Regions from separate parts of the Mus musculus genome. Here region 1 is linked to region 2. The links are chromatin loops, found by intact Hi-C in ENCODE. Cell type or tissue: heart. All regions are shown on one strand.

Evidence for each region. A loop is a pair of places that touch in the nucleus more often than their neighbours do. Peaks named below come from ENCODE experiments on the same cell type or tissue, not always from the same donor. Only the 100,000 strongest peaks of a DNase experiment are listed, where the experiment ranks them.
Region 1: it touches region 2 in a loop (6-fold over the local background); 2 of 42 quality-filtered maps call a loop at or near these places.

What each region holds. Positions count from the first base shown.
Region 1 is chr4:121,320,775-121,324,774 of GRCm38, reverse strand. Gm12888 (predicted gene 12888) reads left to right here. Exons shown (of 4, transcript NM_001033791.3): 1 at 1-14. Among named protein-coding and RNA genes, the nearest start is that of Gm12888, 2.1 kb to the left of the region's middle. In heart, no CTCF peak of the experiment used is centred here; no DNase peak of the experiment used is centred here.
Region 2 is chr4:121,415,857-121,419,856 of GRCm38, reverse strand. Gm12886 (predicted gene 12886) reads left to right here. Exons shown (of 4, transcript NM_001144948.1): 2 at 2,309-2,406; 3 at 3,071-3,186. Among named protein-coding and RNA genes, the nearest start is that of Gm12886, 5.2 kb to the left of the region's middle. In heart, no CTCF peak of the experiment used is centred here; no DNase peak of the experiment used is centred here.

The sequences.
Region 1 (4,000 bases), 95 kb after region 2:
CAAGACTACAGTAGGTGAGTGAGGGGTAGATTGGTACAGAGCAAGCAACTCTCTTCCTCTTTGGTGTGCATTCATATCTGCAAAGCCAAAGTTGGAAGGGCTAGGAATTGGGATTTGAGGCTGCTCTACAATGAAGGGAAGGGACACATACTTCTTTGCTAAGCCCTCAGGGAGAGCTGTGTACTGCTGTATTTTATGTTGTCTTTATTAAAATCCTAGCAGCTGAGACATCAGTCTGCAGCATTTCACAGGCCATCTTGTCGCTGCAATGCTCCCTCAGGGCAGCTCACTGAGGCTTTCACTCCTTCACATCTGAATAGAGATCTACTGTGCACCTGCATGTCCTTCACACAGTTACTTCATAGCATCTGCTACACCTGACCATGAAGTGGTCTTCATCCTTCTGGAACTTTAATACATAAATCCTGATCCTATACAGTAGCTCTCCTCACTTTGTATAGTTCCTGGAATGTGCCTGGACCCTATACCTTTTCACCTATCATAGGAGGAAAATAAAGGAGGGGGAAACATATAAAGAAGTAGGCAAACATGTCAAAAGTGACATAAAGCCTGGAAGAAGATTGAGCCTCAGGTGTAAGCTTGTGCTTCTTCTTAGCAAATTAGGGCAGGATTCACACAAGAATGAAAACTGAGCAGAGCTGAAGTGGATGAGGAAAGATACCATATGGATGTGTAGTCAAGTGGAACAGCAAATGGAAAAACCATGAGCTTATTATATGTGTCCATATGAGTCATAGAGGGAGCAGAGGGATCAAGGGGAGAGAGGCTGGACACATCTGCTGGGGCTTTTAAGACTAGTGTAAGAACTCAGAATTGGACCTGGAACTTGTGAGGAAATGGGTAGCAGAATATGCCTGCTTTACATTTTAAATAATTGTTCTAAGCCCATTGTGGTTGTTAGAGCCTGAATAGAGCTAGTTTAGGAAAGAAATTCCTCAGCACTCAGGAGGTAGAAGCCGGAGTTTCTATGTAAATTTGAGGCCTGCCTGATCTTCACTTCGAGTTCCAGGTCAGCCAAAGCTACATGAGGAGGCCCGGTCATGTAAGGTAAAATTAAAATAAGATGTAAGTGTTGTTCTATTTGTGACAATAGATGGTCATGCAGGCCCTTCCAGTGATCACTGAAACAAAGCTGTGGCTGTGATCTCTAGAGAGAAGTCCTCATTTAAAAAAAAGAATTGAGGGACAGTCAACTGAAATCACAAGTCTGATGCTTGTCATCTGGGACAACAGGTGTTTTCTCCTGTTTCTTGATAGACTCGGATTTATTAGCTGTGAAGATTCATTTTCTTCAAGAATCTTCTCAAGGAGATTCCCCATGTAACATTCAGCTCAGTGTCCTGTTTGTCCTGGAGACTCCCTGGATTTACCCCTGTTGCTAGGCAGTTGATTTACTTTTTCCTCCTATGATAGCTGAAAAGGAATACGAGCCAGGCACATTCCAAGAACTAAAGAAAAGGAAGAGAGAGACTGTATAGTGTCAGGATTTGTGGATTAAAGGTATGACAATCTGTCTGTCTTGTCCCACAAGTGTCCTCATTTCTGTTGTAGTTGCTGTCTTAAGAAAAGGTTGTAGATGTCACAAGAGCTGCAAGGGGACACTACAGACCTTAAACTCCAGAGATGCCTGTATCTCAGTGCTGTACAGTGACAGGTGTTTGGTAACATGAAGAATGGGGAAGTGGTGGGACTCTCTCTCTCTCTCTCTCTCTCTCTCTCTCTCTCTCTCTCTCTCTCTCAGTGTGTGTGTGTGTGTGAGCGCACACACATCTCAACACATGAAGGAATCAGAGGTTATTTCTCTGGAGTCAATTCTTTCTTTCACACATGTGAATCCCAGGGAATAAACTCAGAACATTATGCTTGGTAGTACAAGTCTTTACTCTTTGTTAAACTACAACTTGGCTACGGTCTTCTTTCATATCATATAGCCTGAAGTAACCTAAAATCCTCTGTGTAGCCAAGGATTCCCTTGATCTCCTACTTCACAAGTGTTGGGTTTAACATCATATGCCTAGCGAACTTGGTTTTTGTAGACAGTGTCTCATATAGCATGTGTTGTCCTTTATCTTGATATATAGTATATAATTCATTTTTTCCTTTTTCTTTCTCTCTATTTTATTTAAATTTGTTATTTTATTTTAAGGCAAGGTCTCACTGTGTAGCCACGGCTTTCTTGGTGCTCACTATGTAGTCCTGGCTAGCCTCAAATCCGCATTGATCCCCTTGCCTCCACCTTCTGAGTGCTGCCAATACAGGTGCCACAAGTCCAGAGTTCTAAAGGTAACTTTGGAATCCTGCTCCTCTTGTGCTTTCCAAGTTATAGGGTTATTAAAAATGGTATCACTATCACCAGATCATTGTATTTTCTGGGGAAAGGGCACTGTGTTTTAAAACCAGGCTCACTGGTGTGTATTCTAGGCTAAGTGAACACAGGATCCCTTTGTCCCACCTCTGGTGTACTGGGATGTAGGCATGTGGTGGCACACCCAATTTACAAATCAGTCAATCTGATTACCTGTTTACACAACTGGCCAGTGCTACAGAGGTGTTTGCACAGGTGAAAAATTGAGTTCAGATCTACTGGTCTGGGAGTGGCTTAAAGTCCTGTCAGAGGGTGAAATCATCCCAGGAGTAACTATGCCAGGAGTAGGGACACCTCAGCTTTTGGAGAAGGAATGTCCAAGCAAAAAAACAGCTCAAGACAAAGACAGTGAGGGAATTTCCTAAGGGGTGGTAGGCAGTCAGGAGAGCTCAGTCTCCTGGAGCCACTGAAGAAATGTTCCCTGAAGAAGAAAACAAGCCAAGTCTGATGGCTCAAACCTAAGATCCCAGGAAGAGGTAGATGCCTGCAATTTCAAGGCAAATGTGGATTATTTAGTCACAGTATTGGATGATACACCACATGAAAAACTAATAACAACAACAAAACAACAATAACAACAAAAAATGATGCTACCACCATAAAAGTAGATAGCAGTTTATCATAGCACATGTATATAGGCCAGTTATGAGCAGCTTAGAAACTGATCATTGAAATTAGTAAAGTGAAGATTGGTGTCCATTTTAACAAAACAGTTTGAAACTGATGGGTTTTTTTTTCAATTTTTTATTAGCTATTTTCCTCACTTACATTTCAAATGCTATCCTGAAAGTCACCTATACACTTCACACACTCTGCTCCCCTACACACCCTCCTTTATTTCTTGGTCAAGGCCTTCCTTGTATTGGGGCATATAAAATTTGCAAGCCAAGGGGCCTCTCTTCCCAATGATGGCTGACAGGCCATCTTCTGCTATATATGCAGCTAGAGACACAAGCTCTGGGGGTACTGGTTAGTTCATATTGTTGTTCCACCTATAGGGTTGCAGACCCCTTCAGCTTATTGGGTACTTTCTCTAGCTCCTACATTGGGGACCCTGTGTTCCATCCTATAGATGACTGTGAGCATCCACTTCTTTATTTGCCAGGCACTGGCATAGCCTCACTAGAGAGAGCTATATCAGGGTCCTTTCAGCAAAATCTTACTGGCTTATGCAATAGTATATGATTTGGTGGCTGACTATGGAATGGATACCCATATAGGACAGTCTCTGGATGGTCCATCCTTTCATCTCAGCTCCAAACTTTGTCTCTGTAAGTCCTTCCATGGGTATTTTGTTTGCTATTCTAAGGAAGAATGAAGTATCCATGCATTAGTCTTTTTCTTCTTGATTTACTTGAGTTTTGCAAATTGTATCTTGGGTATTCTAAGTTTCAGGTCCAATATCCACTTATTAGTGAGTGCAAGATAAGTGAGAAAGATAAGGTCTGTTGTTTTCAGGAAAGGACTAGGCTGACTCTAGCTGGGTTTGAACAGCCTGCTGTGTAGCTGAACTTAGATCTGTTTATTCCTGTGGCTGTGAGGAACTGCAGAGTCCACTACATTCATAGCAGCCATATTTGTAATAACCAGAAGGTGGAAAAAACTCAAATATCT
Region 2 (4,000 bases):
CGTACATAAGTCAGTTATGAGCAGCTTGGAAACTGATCATTGAAATTAGTAAAGTGAAGATTGGTGTCCATTTTAACAGAACAGTTTGCGACTGATGTTTTTTTTTTTTCAATTTTTTATTAGCTATTTTCCTCAGTTGCATTTCAAATGCTATCCCGAAAGTCACCTATACACTTCACACCCCCTGCTCCCCTACACACCCTCTTTTATTTCTTGGTCCAGGCCTTCCCCTGTATTGGGGCATATAAAGTTTGCAAGACCAAGGGGCCTCTCTTCCCAATGATGGTTGACTGGGCCATCTTCTGCTATATATGCAGCAAGAGACACAAGCTCTGGGGGTACTGGATAGATCATATTGTTGTTCACCCTATAGGGTTGCAGACCCCTTCAGCTTATTGGGTACATTTTCTAGCTCCTACACTGGGGGCCCTGTGTTCCATCTTATAGATGACTGTGAGTATCCACTTCTTTATTTGCCAGCCATTGGCATAGCCTCACTAGAGACAGCTATATCAGGGTCCTTTCAGCAAAATTTTACTGGCTTATGCAATAGTATATGATTTGGTGGCTGACTTTGGGATGGATCCCCAGGTAGGGCAGTCTCTGGATGGTCCATTCTTTCATCTCAGCTCCAAACTTTGTCTCTGTAAGTCCTTCCATGGGTATTTTGTTTGCTCTTCAAAGGAGGAAAGAAGTATCCATGCACTCACTGGTCTTCCTTCTTGATTTACTTGAGTTTTGCAAATTGTATCTTGGGTAATCTAAGTTTCAGGGACAATATCCACTTATTAGTGAGTGCAAGATAAGTGAGAGAAGAAAAGGTCTGTGTTTTCAGGAAAGGACCAGGCTGACTCTAGCTGGGTTTCTACAGCCTGCTGGGTAGCTGTGCTTAGATCTATTCTATTCCTGTGGCTGTGAGGACCTACAGAGGCTACTATGTTCATAGCAGCCATATTTATAATAACCAGAAGGTGGAAAAAACTTACATGTCTCTCAACAGAGGAATGGATACAGAAAATGTGGTACATTTACACAATGGAGTACTATTCAGCTATTAAAAACAATGGACTCATTAAATTCTTAGACAAATGGATGGATCTGAAGGATATCATTCTAAGTGAGGTGACCATATCAAACACACACACACACACACACACACACACACACACACATGATATGCACTCACTGATGAGTGGATATTATCCCAGAAGCTCAGAATATGCAAGATACAATTCACAAACCATATGAAATTCATGAAGAAGGAAGACCAAGTGTGGACACTTCAGTCCTTCTTAGAAGGGGGAACAAAATACCCATGGAAGGAGTTACAGAGACAAATTTCAGGACAGAGACAGAAGGTATGACCATCCAGAAACTGCCCCACCTTGGGATCCATTTCATAAACAACCACCAAACCCAGACACTATTGCAGATGCTAAAAAGAGCTTGCTGACAGGAGCCTGATAAAGCTGTCTTCTGTGAGGCTCTGCCAGTGCCTGGCAAATACAGAAATGTATGCTAATAATCATCCATTAGATGAAGCACAGGAAACCCAATGAAGGAGCTAGAGAAGGTACCCAAGGAGCTGAAGGGGTTTTTAACCCCCTAGGAGGAACAACGGTATGAAAAAAAAAAAAACAGTAATCCCAGAGCTTCCAGGGACTAATCCAGGAAAAAGCATACACATGGAGGGAACCATTGCTCCAACTGCATATGTAGCAGAGGCTGTCCTTGTTGGACATCAGTGAGAGAAGAGGGCCTTGGTCCTGTGAAGGCTCGATATACCAGTGTAGGGGAATGACAGAACAGGATATCAGGAGTGGGTGGGTTGGTGAGCAGGCAGAGGGGGTGCTGGGGGAGTGGGTTTAAAGGGGTGAAACAAGAAAAGGGGATAACATTTTAAATAAAATATATAATAAAGAAAAAAATTATTCTCATAAAAACAAGACTCAAGGAATTTTAATATTTTTTCAGTGTATAAATACCAAACTAAGATCTCTTTTTTATATTGTGTTACAATGTCAGATAATAGAAATTCCTGTTTTCATGGCTAAATAAATATAGCTTAATCATTAAGAGACCAGAGAACCTAGCTTCTGTTGCCAGCACATATGACAGCTTAGAACTGTGTGTGACTCTAGTTGCTGTGGGCCTGAGATTCTTCTCTGGCTTCTGAGGTTACTGCAGACAAGAGATGCACAGGTATACAAGTAGGAAAAATACACATACACAAGAATAATATGTTTAATAAATCTTTTAAAAGTAATATTTTCATTCATATGTTTCCATTATTGATCTTGTTGGTTAGAGATCGCTGCAATCGTGGTTTTCATGAAAACCTCTAACGAAACACCGAAATCTGGAACTTATGGCCAGTCTCTACAGGATGGGAAGAATAAGATAAAGGTAAGATGCCAGCTCCTTCCCTCTGGCATTGCTGAGGGCTTTGATAGACAGTGCTATTTGAAAGCTCTACCTTGGAAAACAGACACATCACTGGGTTTGTTTCATTTTGTATTGGGATTCAAGATTGTGTTCTATAGCTCAGACCAATCAGGAACTTAGTCTTCCTACCCCAGCCTCCTTAGTGTTGGGATTGCAGGCATGTGCCATCATGCTGGATAACCTAGTGGAAATACGATGGTCTCAACCTGTATGAGTTACATTTCTGTTGCTGTGATGAAAATACCATAATGAAAGGCAACTTATGTAGAGTATATATGGGCTTATGGGTTCAAAGGGATAAAAGTTCATCATGGCAGAAAGGCATGGGAGAAGGTGAGAGAACAAGCTTCAACTGTAAGCATGAAACAAAGAGCAATATGGATGTGAAGCAAGCCTGTGAAGCCTTCAATCCCACCCCAGTAATATATATCTTCCAGCAAGGATGAACCTCCCCATAACATCCCATGAAAACACCACAAACTAGGGAGCACATGCTAAATAGCTGAGCCAATGGAGGACATATCATTCAAACCCCCAAATACAACGTTAATTAGTTTCCCCTGAGAAAAGATCTGGTTACTAAGAGTCCCATCCTTTCATTTCTCACTGCTCCTTTTTTTTTTAGGATGTTGAGAAGGAAGTCCTGGATGCTTGTTCCCAACTGTGTCAGAGTCTTGCTCAGGATCCTAACTTGCACCATGGCTACATTCTTAGGGCATACTTCAAGGAACACCAATTCCTGTAAGTGTCCTTCTATTACATGAGGAATCATGACTTCTTCTATTCACATACATTGACTGTATTTATTTAGAGATCCACCCATATCAATTCAAAGAAGTTTCCTTTAAGATGTTCCTGTAAGTATTGTGGAATTTAAATTATTTGGTTGTTATACTTGTATTTATATACATGTACGTGCAACAGCTGCCTCTCTCTCTCTCTCTCTCTCTCTCTCTCTCTCTCTCTCTCTCTCTCTCTCTCTCTTACTAACTCTGTGCCCATGTGTTATGTTAGCATGAGTTGTTGTCAGAGGTCAATGTTTGTTTTGTCCTCAATTGCTTTGTACTTTACATTTTTATAATACATTTTTGTTTATTTATTCTGTGTGTATGTATGTATGGTTTGTGGAGTTGGTATGGGCACATGTAAGTGCAGTGCTTAGAGAGGCCAGAGGAAAACATCAGATCACCTAAAGACAGAGTACAGTTGATTGTTAGCTATGCATCCATTATGTTTGCTAGACACTGAACTTGAATCCTCAGCAAGGGTAGAAAACCCTCCTAACCATTAAGCATCTATGCAAGCTTCTATTTTACTTTAAAATTTTTAACCTGTATTTATTTACTTACTGTTCTTGTTGGAAAGTATGATGAGGATGATAAATTATGTCTCTCCATGAACCTGGAGTGAACTATTGAGCTAGACTGGCTGATTGATGAGCCCAAGAAACCCTCCTGTCTCTGTCTCTCCAGTACTAATATTATCAGATTGTGGATGTGCCTGGATAGTTAATTTTTATTTTTACAATGGAGCATGTAATCCTAGCTCAATTTCT